Linked DNA regions of Mus musculus: region 2 is linked to region 1. A link is a contact called in ENCODE Hi-C or POLR2A ChIA-PET data. All regions are on one chromosome and are shown on one strand. The core of a region is the stretch at or near the end of the contact, and the rest is flanking DNA. Distances in the headings are between cores, read along the strand shown. Region 1 holds the start of Coro1b (coronin, actin binding protein 1B). Region 2 holds the start of Ppp1ca (protein phosphatase 1 catalytic subunit alpha).

Evidence for each region. Hi-C counts contacts between places; a loop is a spot of excess contacts on that map. ChIA-PET counts read pairs that join two places held with the same protein, here RNA polymerase II (POLR2A).
Region 2: a map of heart shows a loop between it and region 1 (5-fold over the local background). The contact joins the promoter of Ppp1ca here to the promoter of Coro1b in region 1. A Hi-C loop is called at or near these places in 2 of 37 maps with a recorded cell type or tissue (heart and regulatory T cell). POLR2A ChIA-PET finds 5 or more read pairs at or near these places in 3 of 5 experiments (Patski and embryonic stem cell).

Annotation. Positions count from the first base shown.
Region 1 is chr19:4,146,019-4,152,648 of GRCm38, forward strand. Coro1b (coronin, actin binding protein 1B) reads left to right here and starts at 2,636. Exons shown (of 11, transcript NM_011778.3): 1 at 2,636-2,718; 2 at 3,324-3,526; 3 at 3,845-3,967; 4 at 4,072-4,201; 5 at 4,422-4,603; 6 at 4,689-4,808; 7 at 5,377-5,481; 8 at 5,562-5,707; 9 at 6,504-6,561. The coding sequence starts at 3,326.
Region 2 is chr19:4,188,552-4,195,181 of GRCm38, forward strand. Ppp1ca (protein phosphatase 1 catalytic subunit alpha) reads left to right here and starts at 3,623. Exons shown (of 7, transcript NM_031868.2): 1 at 3,623-3,720; 2 at 4,194-4,325; 3 at 4,471-4,701; 4 at 5,216-5,320; 5 at 5,916-6,139; 6 at 6,221-6,355; 7 at 6,431-6,630. The coding sequence starts at 3,666. The coding sequence ends at 6,541. It overlaps Tbc1d10c (TBC1 domain family, member 10c), which reads right to left and starts at 2,496. Exons shown (of 10, transcript NM_178650.3): 1 at 2,468-2,496; 2 at 2,113-2,284; 3 at 1,313-1,412; 4 at 855-962; 5 at 662-768; 6 at 393-507. The coding sequence starts at 2,258.

The DNA.
Region 1 (6,630 bases), core at 1,386-3,885:
CTTAATTCATGAGCATCGTAGCAGGGGTGGCAGGCACAGTGCTAGAGATCCACCCCAACCCCCGCACTACCCAATCACAGGCAGAGTGAATGAACACAGTTCCTCCCACAAGGCCACACCTCCTAATCCTTCTAATCTTTATCAAAGAGTTCCACTCCCTGGTGACCAGGCATTCAAATATCCGAGCCTATGGAGGCCATTCTTATTCAAACACCAGAGGCACTAAAGCCAGTGGGAGAGAGATTTCTGAAGCATTTGTTGAATTAATTGCTCTAACAAGTATTTAGTGAACATTTACCAGATAGCTTTCTGGACAGCCTTTCGTTTTAGAGACCATGGATAGGGTCCAGGGCATCTCTAAGGGTTTGGGCCCTGTCTCCACCACTCATTGACTGTGTGGCCTTCAACAAAGTTCTTGGGGACTTAATCTGCCCATTTGTAAGGAGGTTCCTTGGTAGAAAACAAGCCTTCAGTCACTGACGGCCATTATCTGATACACGCGTGAGCACCCTGAGACCCAGTGAGGCCTAGAGCCAGAGCCCTCCTCCCGGCGAGTAGCCTGGGAGCCAATTATATGTCCCCTTACACAGTCATGGTGTCTCCTCCACAGGAAATGACCTCCTCCCCATGTTGTTCGCTGGACTTCACAGGCTCTAAGGGCAGAGCCTAATGTCTGTCTCCTTTGGGGCACTCTGCTCCCTTCTCCTAATAGGGGCCTCGAAGCCTTTTCAACACCGCAGACAGGTCAGAGAATAAAACTTCCCCACCTCCAACTTTAGCCCACCCCATCTCTCAGGGCCCCACCTCCACGGTTCTCAAAGGGAGCCTTTCCCACGTGGGAGAATTGCTACTCAAAAAGAAGGTTTTACAAGATAAGGGGCTTCCTAGGGGCTCACAGCACAGGTTTGGAGAGACTTCAGTCTCAAAACAGTCCCCAGCTCAGGCAACATACTGCGGGGTGTGTGTGTGTGTGTGTGTGTCCGCCTTCCCCCTCCAGGTGAGATGCCTGTGCCTCTTCAAAGGAGCCAGGTGTTGGTTCTGAGAGCTGTGAATAGGAATATTTTGCAATTCTATATTCAGCTCTGCTGCTCATTCGCTCACCCAGCATGAAGTGGTCTCACGCTGGGTGCTGGCTGGGTCTCCCTCTGGGCACTGGAAGGCAGGGTGGAGGCTGGGGGATAAGGGGAGTGCACAAGACAAAGTCCCTGTCTTTCCTTTGCTGGCATGAATCTTAGCAGGGTGCCAAATAATTACACAATGTAGCATCTGGGACTAAGAACGATTAATGGGAACCAGGAACAGGAAGAACTGGGTGAGAGGAGAGCTCAGAAAGACCCACAGGGGAAGTGACACTTGAGGCCTGGGGTCATTGAGGGATGAAGCCTTCCCAAGGCTAGGAAGAGCTTCCAGAAGGAAGAAGGGAGCAGGATGTGTTAGCCTGAGGTGGGAACTGAGGTTTGCTGTCACTGGGACACGTGCTGAGAGGGGACAGTGCTGGGTGCCCTGGGGTCAGACAGGAATTCTGACATAGGAACATGGAACTATGGATTTTATTTGAAGTGGGGTGATGTGGGGGGTGGGGGTGGTACTTAGAACTGTAGCCACCTGGCATCATATGGGCTTCCCTGTGAACATCTGCTACCCAAGTCAAGCCACACTCCTGCCTCCCTAGCTCCAGGTTTTACAAACAGTGAGAAATCCCAAGACATTGGAAATAACAAAGTTGGGCTGAATCCCAGCTGGGAGGTCTCAATCAAGCACCTGTCCTCTCTAGGCCTGTTTCTTCAGAGTATAGTGACCACTGAGGTGGGACACAAGTCCACTTAGCCTCCCACACACAGTTGGGGCCTCATGAAGGCTAAACAAAGCACCTTTACCTCTGCCCTGCCTCTTCCCACGTCCCTCTTCCCTTTCTGGGAAAGACGGCCTCGTATCACCACTGGTTACTGGAGGTAGACACAGAGGAATAGTGTTCTCTTACTACAGTGGGTCCTAACAGGGACACCTACGTCCTCCAGGATGAGAGGAGATAGGGCAAATATGAGGAGGCAAATCCAGGCTCTGATGGGATGGAGGAGAGAAAGGACATGCATTATGCATGGGATCCACTGTCATCCTCTACTTCGATTTTCTCTAAGCCAGAGCAGGAGCCACAGGAGTCCATCAAGATGTAAGAGATTGCCTTTCACCTCTTCAATGTACATATCTGACATCAGGAACCCCCCAACTTTAAAACCCATACCTATGGCAGGGTGTGGTGGCACATGCCTTTAATCCTTGCACAGATATCTGTAAGTTCTTTGCTAGTTCCAGGCCAGCAAGTATGCAGAGTAACAACCTGTCTCAAACACAAAACAAAAAACACGTGAAAACATTGGAGGCGGAGCGAGAGAATACTTTTGGGTAGAACTGGGTAGGGAAATCAGAGGGCAGGCTTCACCCCACCTCAAGAGACTCGCACAGTCTGTACCCGCGGCTCCAAGCAGGCCCGCCCCTTTCAACAAGCAGCCCAGGGCCTGGCGACTAGGCCTTGCCCCGTGGGCGGGACATCCTAAAGCCCCGCCTTCTGCGCGTGACCTTGCCCCGCCCCCGCCTCCCTCGGCTATCACTTCCTGATTCCCGCTTCCTGCTTCCCAGAGGCCGGGATCCGGAGCCGCCCGAGGTCGCCGCCGCAGTCCCCGGCGCCCCTGGGGAGCGGAGAGCGGTGAGCGGTGAGCGGTGAGAGCGGCAGGGACGGACTAGGGGCGCAGACGTGGGCCTGGGGCAGGGGGCGCGAGCCGGAAGAGCGCCTCGCCCCACCTTCATTCCCGACTCCCTCCCACCCCCCAGCCGCCCCTCTCTCCCTTTCTGGGCTGGGATCTTTGGAAGTTGGGTTCCTGGTTCACTTGGACCGTGCTCCAAGGCCACTTTGAGGACCTGGCAGTATCCTCGACCCCTGTTCAGCCAGGGTCCCTAGGCCCGACTTCTGCAGCTCTTTGCACAGTCCCCGGGACTGAGCTGCGGCCTTGCTAGACCAACCAACCCCTTTTGCTGCCTCTTCTCCCCATCACCCAGCCTTCAAACTCTGGGTGTGGAAAGCGCCTTGGAACCATCTGGGACCTACAGAAGATCTAAATTCTGTCTCCCTTTCAGCAGCACACACACACTCAGACCCCTAGCCAGGGAGGGGATGGGGAGGCAGAGAGTGTTGGTCTGCACCTATGAGCCCTTTCTATAACTGGGGAAATAGAGACTCCCAGCTAACGCTGGACCAATTTCCTGGTGACATGCTCTGTGTGTCTCTTTGGAGAGCAGAGCTGATTCAGGTGTCTCTGCCCTCACAGACATGTCCTTCCGAAAAGTTGTGCGGCAGAGCAAATTCCGGCATGTATTCGGTCAGCCGGTCAAGAATGACCAGTGCTATGAGGACATTCGAGTGTCCCGAGTTACCTGGGACAGCACCTTCTGCGCAGTCAACCCCAAGTTCCTGGCAGTGATTGTGGAAGCCAGTGGTGGAGGCGCCTTTATGGTGCTTCCTCTAAACAAGGTGGGCCTCAGCGGGTCAGGGTGGAGAGGACATCTGAGGACACTCTGGTCACACCTGTGGGCAGGGCAGTTTGTGCCACTTCTTGGCCCGTGGCTACTGATGGATTGTTGATGGAAGTAGAAAAAGTGTTTATTGCCACCAAGTGTGGATAAGAGGCTGCAGCAGGCATTTCCTCATATGCTGGGTGGAGCAGACACATCTGGGCCACCAGGAACCAGGGCAGTCACATTATTCTTGCACCTTGGAGGGCCCATAGATACTGGGAGGAATGGAGGTCGGGACTTTGGGTTCTTCTCTGACTGCTCTTCATGACTACAGACGGGCCGCATTGACAAGGCCTACCCGACAGTGTGTGGGCACACGGGGCCTGTTCTGGATATTGACTGGTGTCCCCACAATGATGAAGTCATTGCCAGTGGATCAGAGGACTGCACTGTCATGGTGAGCAAAGGACCGTTCAAGTCAGGGTCTCAGGGTGTGGCTGAAGGATGCTGGCAGCAGGGGCAAGCACAGGCCTGAGCCCATGCTCCGTCTCCCTACCGCAGGTATGGCAGATTCCAGAAAATGGGCTGACCTCCCCTCTGACAGAGCCAGTAGTGGTGCTCGAGGGGCATACCAAGCGCGTGGGCATTATCACCTGGCACCCCACAGCCCGAAATGTGCTTCTCAGTGCAGGTTTGCACCATCCCATACCTACCCCTTGCTCTCCGCCCTTCTCCAGGATGATCCTGGAATGTTCAGCAGCCTCTCACAGGCCAGTCTAACAGGGGAAGTGATGCCTGCAAAGATGGTGGCCCGGATCAGTTCAAGAGGCGGGGGCAGAGTGGGCCTAGTGGGCTGATGGTCCTACGAGTGCATGCCTGGCTACCTGAGCTGATGACCGCTTGCCCATCAGGTTGTGACAATGTGGTACTTATCTGGAATGTGGGCACTGCAGAGGAGCTGTACCGTCTGGACAGCTTGCACCCCGACCTCATCTACAACGTGAGCTGGAACCACAATGGCAGCCTCTTTTGCTCAGCTTGCAAGGACAAGAGCGTCCGAATCATCGATCCTAGGCGGGGCACCCTGGTGGCAGTAGGTATCCCCAAAGGGCAAATATGACAATGTCCAGACTCAGGGCCTTGATCTGCACTGTACTGACCACCTGTCCATCCTACAGGAACGTGAAAAGGCTCACGAGGGGGCCCGGCCCATGCGGGCCATCTTTCTAGCTGACGGGAAGGTGTTCACCACAGGTTTCAGCCGCATGAGTGAACGGCAGCTGGCGCTCTGGGACCCAGTGAGTGATGTAGCAAGCCTAAGGCGGGCAGGCTTGTGACCTGGGCCTCACCCTAGCATATTCCTCCCTGGGCCTGGCAGACAGATTAGCATGGAGACGTCTGTCTGTACTGCTTGGATTCTCAGCCTGGCTCTTGAGACTCCCGGGACGTTGCCATCCCTCCCTTCCCTGTTTCCAGCTCCCTGGCTCTCCCTAGCACTCCCCCACTGCCTCCCACATCCTTAGTTTTTGCTTGCGCAAACCATAAAGGTACCCTTCTCCTTAGAGCTTCCAGTCCCTGGGTAGAGAGACTGTCCCTTAGCAGTGTGCTCTGAGGGTCCTCTTGAGGCCTGGGCTGGTACCACCTGGGCCCCCACCCTTCCTGTGGCCAGATGTCTTCAACACTTGCCCATTAGTTTGGGAGTAGTCTTGAGGCCTGGAGAAGGCTGGGAAGTGGGCCCTGGAGATGGAGAAAACCGCTAGCATGCTGAGGAGTGTTGCTGACTGGTGTGAGACCGGCCGAGGCCAGTCTAGCAGTGCTCGGAAGGAGAGGATGCTGACTCGACCCAATTGTCCCTCATGTACTTAGGAAAACCTTGAGGAGCCCATGGCCCTGCAGGAGCTGGATTCAAGCAATGGGGCTCTACTGCCCTTTTATGACCCAGACACCAGTGTGGTCTATGTCTGTGGCAAGGTGAGGCTGGGTGGGCAGCAAACTTAGGCTGAGCATAATGGAAGGCCCTGGCTAAGTGCTGGACTTCCTTATTCCTGCAGGGCGATTCCAGCATCCGGTACTTTGAGATCACAGATGAGCCCCCCTACATCCACTTCCTGAATACATTTACCAGCAAAGAACCCCAGAGGGGTATGGGCAGCATGCCTAAGAGGGGCTTGGAGGTCAGCAAGTGTGAAATTGCCAGGTATTAAAGTCCTCTGGGGCGGTCATTTGTAGGCAGACTTTATTCAAGGATGTCTTTGTGAGGGGGGGGGGCGTGGGGGGGGGGTCAGACAAAGAGTAGGAGCCAGGTTGTCCGCATCCAAGGTGGAAGCTCAGAGTGTGGCGGCTAAGCTGGGCATGGTGTCCTACACCTGTCACCCCAGCACTTGGGGACTGCCAGCACAGAGGCCACCAGGACCACACAGAAAGTTCAAGGTCAGTTCAAGACCCTGTCTCAAACATCAACAGGACAAAGGAAAGGGATGGGCATGTGGCTCTCCATTGGTGCAGCGCCTGCCCAGCAGAGCCCATGGCTTTACCATGGCACTGTAAAGCAAAAGCTGCAATGCGTGCCTGTGATTCACCCGGGAGGTAGCCCTGGGAGGAGCACAAGTTCAAGGTCATCCTTAGCTCTGTAGTGAGCTTAGGCTCGGGGCCAGCCTGGAATATATGAAACCATGTTTCAAAAAATAAAGAGAGTAAAATAAAGAGCACTCACTCCTTTAATCCTAGCTTCTGGCAGAGGCAGGTCGAACTCCATGAGTTTTAAACAAGGCTGGTCTATACAGTGAGACCCTATCTCAAAAAGAGACAGAGACAGAGAGAGAAAGAGAGAATAAGAATCACAATTGTAAGGTTGCCTAGGGTCATGCTCTAGGGAGGCCATGAACTCACAAGGCAGCCTGTGTGTGTGGTCTCAGGTCTACCTGTGGGAATATCCAGGTGGGGAAACTGGAAAATTGTGGGAGGTTCCACCATGACTCCCCTCCCTTTTCCAGGTTCTACAAACTGCATGAACGCAAGTGTGAGCCCATAGTCATGACTGTGCCAAGAAAGGTGAGGCTGCTGGTAACCCTGTCCACCCACTCCCATCCCTAGCAGAAGGACCACACCAAAGCGGTGGGC
Region 2 (6,630 bases), core at 2,373-4,872, 44 kb after region 1:
TCCCCCCACGCCCACCCAGGGCCAAGGCCGTAACGCTCCAGATCCCCAGTGCCACAAATGAGAAGATAGGGAAAGCCAATGCGAGGGGTGCTCCTGGCAAGCCTGGCCTTAGTACAGAGTTCAGGGTCAACATGCAAAATGTTAAAGGGAAAATGTTCCAGACTCCTAGATCACTGCGGTAAAAGTCAAGATCAAGCATAACAGATTTAAAAAAAAAAAAAAAGAATAACAGACTTAATGGTTACTGAGATTGGTGGACATGAGGCTTTGGACAAAGAACAGTGCCTGAAGTAAAGGAACACATATTTCTGAGGTCCAGTACCTGGGGTTGGGGGGGGGTGTCTCAGATCACTAGGGGTTGAGGGTCTCAGAGCAGGGTCAAGGTCACTCACCTCTGGGGGTAGATGCATGAGCAGCACAGCAGCTACAGGTCCCTGAGCCTGGCAGTATCCCTGCTCTGGCCGGTACAGGGTGTAGGCCTTGAGAACCTGCAGCAGCCCCTGCTGCCTGTGCCAAAAGAGCTCATTAAGGCTAGCCTCCCAGGCATCCCCCTGCCTGCCCTCTGTGGCCTCTGCCCAGGCCAGAGTCTCCCTCGTCCAAGGATGTAAAAGTAGAACTAAAGAATCTAGCATGAGGAGCGTGGGTATCCCTGGCCTCGTACCCGTGTCCCTGGGGTGACACAAACATCTCATGCAGAGGAAACTGACGGTGCAAGTCTCTGCCAATGGTCTCCATCCACTGCGGGTCCCCGGGGGCTGCTGCCAGCTCCTGTTGGTGGGAGGAAGGGAGATATGGAGGGTCAGGTGGCAGGGAGCTCTGAGAAGGGGTAGTAAAGATCCTGCCAACTTTCTTACCTGGTAGGTGCCAGGGTTGTTCTTCTGACACATCCGGGCCCCACACAGGAGGGGCCAACACCGGGCACGCAGGGCTGAGGGGATGCCCTTGCGGCACTGGATCTTTACCTGTGGGTGAGGTCAGATGCATTAGGGTTTCTTCTGCTCTCTTGCTCTCAGGCACAGCTTGCTTGCTTCTTTCTTTCGGTCTTTTCCTTCCTTCCTTTCTTTTTTTGGTTTTTGGATACAGGGTTTCTCTTTATAGCCCTGGCTGTCCTGGAACTCACTCTGTAGACCAGGCTGGCCTTTAACTCAGAAATCCGCCTGCCTCTGCCTCCCAAGTGTTAGGATTAAAGGTGTGCGCCACCATTGCCCAGCTCTAAGCACAGCTTTTCTTTGGTCAAGAGTCCACTTGGGAAGCAGAAGCAGGGGGATTGAGAACTTTGGGAACCAGTGTATGTACACCTCTTTTTCCTTACCTTCTTGTATCGTCGGGACATGGTCTTCTCCCAGTGTAAGGTCATTTCCACCCATTTCATCTCTCGCTGGCGGATGAGGTCTGCAGAGGGTTGACAAAGCCTGGAGGCACACAACAGACACAGTATCAAAGGTAAAGGAAGGGGATTTGGGTTTCAATAGGGATAGAAACTGGCCAGGCGTGGTGGAGCACTTTAATCCCAGCACTCGGGAGGCAGAGGCAGGCAGATTTCTGAGTTCGAGGCCAGCCTGGTCTACAGAGTGAGTTCCAGGACAGCCAGGGCTATACAGAGAAACCCTGTCTTGAAACAAACAAACAAACAAACAAACAAACAAACAGGAATAAAGGGATAGAAGCTGGAAAGACTAATGGGATGAGGAGGTATTTAGGGTAGGTCTATTTGGCTGTCCCCTAAAACAGAGACAGAGCTAACTCATAGGGGAAGCTGGGTGGATAGTGCCCTGGACTGGAAGCCTGAAGTCCTGAGTCTGAATCTGCTTCTTTTTCTGATCTGCTGTGCGATGTGTCAAGTTTCTGTCTGTGATTAACTGTGTAAGGGAAACCTGGAGAAGAGAAGACATCCAAATTTCCATCTGGGGTTCTTGGACCAGAGGTTAAAAGGGAAAGGATGTTCAGCTTTAGGGGAAGGTACAGATCGTCAGAGGATAAAGAGATAAAGCACACCCCACCCCCACCCCCACCCCACCACGCGGAACCGAGCAGTGACACCAGCAGCTGAGTTTTGGGCTAGTGTCCTCAGTCTCTGGACCCTACTCTCTCCCCTACCCATGCCTCACTCACCTCAGTTCACCTGAGTTGCCCCCAATGAAGCCATAACGGTCAGCCTGGCGATATGGACTGGGCCCACTCAGCTCTGAGTCAGACCCTAGGGAGCTAGAATCATCCTGTAGTTCTGATAACAAGTCCTCTCCCAGGGCCTGGGCCATTCTGCCCTGGACCCCAGTGTCACAGGCTGCAAGACATACAGAGAGCCAGTGTGAACAGCCAGACTCAGGCTGGGGATTCCAGCCACCAGTCCTCAGTCACAGGGGACTAAGCCCCCTCTTTTGCTGGGGAGTCGGGTAGACCCTGAGACCAAGTCTCTGTGCAGAGCCCCAGCCCCAAGCCTGGCCCCTACCCCAGCAGCCCGGCTCACCTCCTTGCTGCACCTCACCTCTTCTTCTCACTTCCTCCTCAGTCTCAGCTCAGCAGCTTGCTGGGGGCCCCTCCCTGGTGGGGGGACTCCCCCCTTCCTCTGTGAGGTTCTTCCTGCTTGCCCTAGTGCCAGAGCCACGACCTCCTCCCATCCAGAGGATGCTGGGTGTATTGATTCCCTGGCTGGCCCAAATTGAAGATGACAGGCCACCTTCAGTTTTACCAAGTAAAACCAATTTATGGTTCCAATAATAATTATCCTTTAATGTCATCCCACCCCTCCAACCCCCTGCCCCGGGTTTTTTGTTTTGTTTTGTTTTGAGAGTGAAGGGGTAGTGTGAGAACAGGGTCTTATGTAGCCCAGACAGGAGATGACCCTGAACTTCTGATCCTCCTGTGTCCAGACTCCTGAGTGCAGGAATTTCAGGCACTGGAATTATAGGTTTACGACACCAAGCCTACTTTAATGTTCCTTCCAGAGCCGGAGCTGGAACCTCAGGCCTTGCACATGCTAGACAAGTCCAAGTACTCTACAAAGGACTTACAACATGAACGAGATACAACGTATTACATCACTTATGGAAAAAAAATGGACGTAGCAGGCACCAAGGCAACCTGGACCAAAACACTGCTTAGAGTTCAGTAGCAGGTGTTCATGGGTCTGGCCATAAAGATGGAGGTGAATGTGAGGCTCCGGAGGTCTGGAGCCCACTCTCAGTATCATTAAGCCTTAGTTTCTTTTTCTGCACTTCGAGGAATTTATTTAGTGTTTGAGAAGTCAGCGATTAACATGCTCATACCACAGTCCCACGCAGGGCTGGGGTGGGAGAGACTTGGAAAGAGAAAAACAATTCCTACAGTACTTCCGGCCCTAACTCATCTGAACGCGGCAGGGCGATTCCTCCAGGGTGGAGCCGACCTAACCCCGCCCTACCGAACCCCGGCTCACCACCCCTGCCAGCCCCGCCCGCTCGCCCGAGGCCCTCTCGGGCTGCGGAGCTTCCCGTCCAGGGGAGGCGCTAGAGAGCGGGGAACTACGGACGCGGCAGGGCGGGGCGGGGCGGTCGACCGAAGAGGAGGGGCGGCGGGCCGGGGGCGGGCTGGGGAGGGCGGAAGGAGAGCCAGGCCGGAAGGAGGCTGTAAGAGGGCGGGAGGCAGGAGAGGGCCCGGAGCTGGTGGGCCGGAGCGGCGGCGCCGCCATGTCCGACAGCGAGAAGCTCAACCTGGACTCCATCATCGGGCGCCTGCTGGAAGGTGGGCAGGGGTAGGGAAGGTGCGCTCGCGCCGAGCCCGGGCCCCTCGCCGTCTGGAAGTGGCGCGCGGGCGGCCCGCCGCTCCCGGGGGCTAGCGTCGCTTGGGCGGGGACAGGCCGTGAGGATCCATGGCCACGGCACCCCCCCCCCCCGCGGGCGCCTGGGCTTTGGAGCGCGCTCAGAGGCCGGGGGTGCACGAGTGCCCGGGACTCAGGGTGAGGCTCCTGCGAAGCTAGCTGGGAAGGGATCCCGAAGCGAGGAAGCTTCGGCTGACAGGCTGCTGAGCACAGGCGTTTCTCTGGAGGCCCTCCGGGTGGCTAAGGGGTCGGATCTTGCCTTTGAAGGCCTGACGCAAAGGTTTCGGGGTGAGGGGGTGGGGGCTCACTTGCAACAGTTGCCCCTGTTAGGGGGGCGCGACACCTACCCTCGTCCGGTCTGCGAGGTCAGGGTCCCAAGACCCTATTCCGTACTCAGTGCAGGGCTCACGGCCTGGGAAGAACGTGCAGCTGACAGAGAACGAGATCCGTGGTCTGTGCCTCAAATCCCGGGAGATTTTCCTGAGCCAGCCCATTCTTCTGGAGCTTGAGGCGCCCCTCAAGATCTGTGGTAAATCCTTGCACAGAACCCTTTTGCTTCCTGAAAATAGCCCCTACTCGTGCCCCATTAACCGTGTTCCTCCACCCTTTAACCTATTGCTGGCCCTGGGGTCAAGTTTACATCTTGCACCTACCTAGTTTTCTCTGGTTCCCAGGTGACATCCATGGCCAGTACTATGACCTTCTACGGCTGTTTGAGTATGGTGGCTTCCCTCCAGAGAGCAACTACCTCTTCTTGGGGGATTATGTAGATCGGGGCAAGCAGTCTTTGGAGACCATCTGCCTGTTGCTGGCCTATAAGATCAGATACCCGGAGAATTTCTTTCTACTTCGTGGGAACCATGAGTGTGCCAGCATCAACCGCATTTATGGCTTCTATGATGAATGTAAGTGCTTTGAATGTTGCTGTCTGCCCAGAACTACATTCCCTGCTCTTCATGGGCCCCCTACATTGGTCTAGTGCCAAAAGACCCCCAATGATGAGCCCTGTAGGGCCCCAGCAACACGTCTGTCGTCCTTGGCGCTCAGGAGGGGCCTGGTGAATGGATGTACATGCAGGGCTGCCCATTTGCTAAAGCCACAGCCCTGCCTGATGACACCCCCTTCTAGTACATTCCTTAGTAAACATTTAGGATGCCTGTATGAATAAAACAGACCCACTCCTGGTTTGGCCTCATCCATGGGACCAGAGTGGGTACCACCATCATGGTTGGGCCAGACGAGTTCAGGTGTTGGAATTCTGGAAGGTAGATGAGGGTAGAGCAAAGAGAAGAATGTAAGCTTTCTTTGCTTTTCGGTCTTTTTTTCTCAGCTTTGTCCCTGGATGGGTGCACAGAAACCTAGACTGGGGTTGGGGGTTGGGGGTGTAGTCTTCCCTATGAGCCGCTTCCTTTTGCGCAGGCAAGAGAAGATACAACATCAAACTGTGGAAGACGTTCACTGACTGCTTCAACTGCCTGCCCATTGCAGCCATTGTGGATGAGAAGATCTTCTGCTGCCACGGGGGTGAGAGTGGTTGTGGGTCTGTGCTTGGGTTCTTGGGCCACATCCTTAGGGGCCTTGTAAAGTTAACAGAACTCTTCTCAGTTCCCTGGAATAGCGCTCCTTGAATCTCATCTTGGATATCGCTTATTAGGGGAGATTACCACACCCCCGTTTGTTTTTGAGACTGGCTTTCTGGGTAAAACCCTGACAGTCCTGGAACTCACTTTGTAGACCTGGTTGGCCTTGAACTCACTAGAGCTCCTGCCTATCTCTGACTCCCAAGTGATGGGATTAAAGGCATGCTCCACCCACCAGTTTGGTTGCACTCTTTCCTGTTGTGGCATGAGGCATCCTGTAGTCAACTCATTAATCTCCTTCTGCCCCCCCACCCCCGAGGTCTGCTATCTGTACTTCTAAGTGGTGGTGTCATATAAAGTGAGTTCCAGGACAGCCAAGGCCACAGAGAAATGGGGCCAGTGGGGAAGTAATGGATTCTGTCTCCCTGAACTTAAGGAGCCCAGATTAGCGGTGGGAACAGTGGAGCTGTCCCACCCCAGAGCTGGGCACAGGACAGCACTTGGTTTAAGGAACACTATTCCCACTCCACCACCCCCAGGCCTGTCTCCAGACTTGCAATCCATGGAGCAGATTAGGCGTATTATGCGGCCCACAGACGTGCCTGACCAGGGCCTACTGTGTGATCTCCTGTGGTCTGACCCTGACAAGGATGTTCAAGGCTGGGGCGAGAATGACCGTGGTGTCTCCTTTACCTTTGGGGCTGAGGTGGTAGCCAAGTTCCTGCACAAGCATGATTTGGACCTCATCTGCAGAGCACATCAGGTGGGCTGGTGGCCTGGGGCGGGCTGGGGGTGGGGGTGGGGTGCCTAACTTACAGACTAAACCGTTCCTGCCCTGGCCCAGGTTGTAGAAGATGGCTATGAGTTCTTTGCCAAGAGACAGTTGGTGACACTCTTCTCAGCTCCCAACTACTGTGGAGAGTTTGACAATGCTGGTGCCATGATGAGTGTGGATGAGACCCTCATGTGTTCCTTCCAGGTGGGTGTGGGGAAGAGGCTGCCCAATAGACGCCTGGCTCAACCCCAGGACCCTGATGAGTGTTTTCTCTTCCAGATCCTCAAGCCCGCTGATAAGAATAAGGGCAAGTATGGGCAGTTCAGCGGCCTGAACCCCGGAGGCCGGCCCATCACTCCACCCCGCAATTCTGCCAAAGCCAAGAAATAGCCTCCATGTGCTGCCCTTCTGCCCCAGATCGTTTGTACAGAAATCATGCTGCCATGGGTCACACTGGCCTCTCAGGCCCACCCGTCACG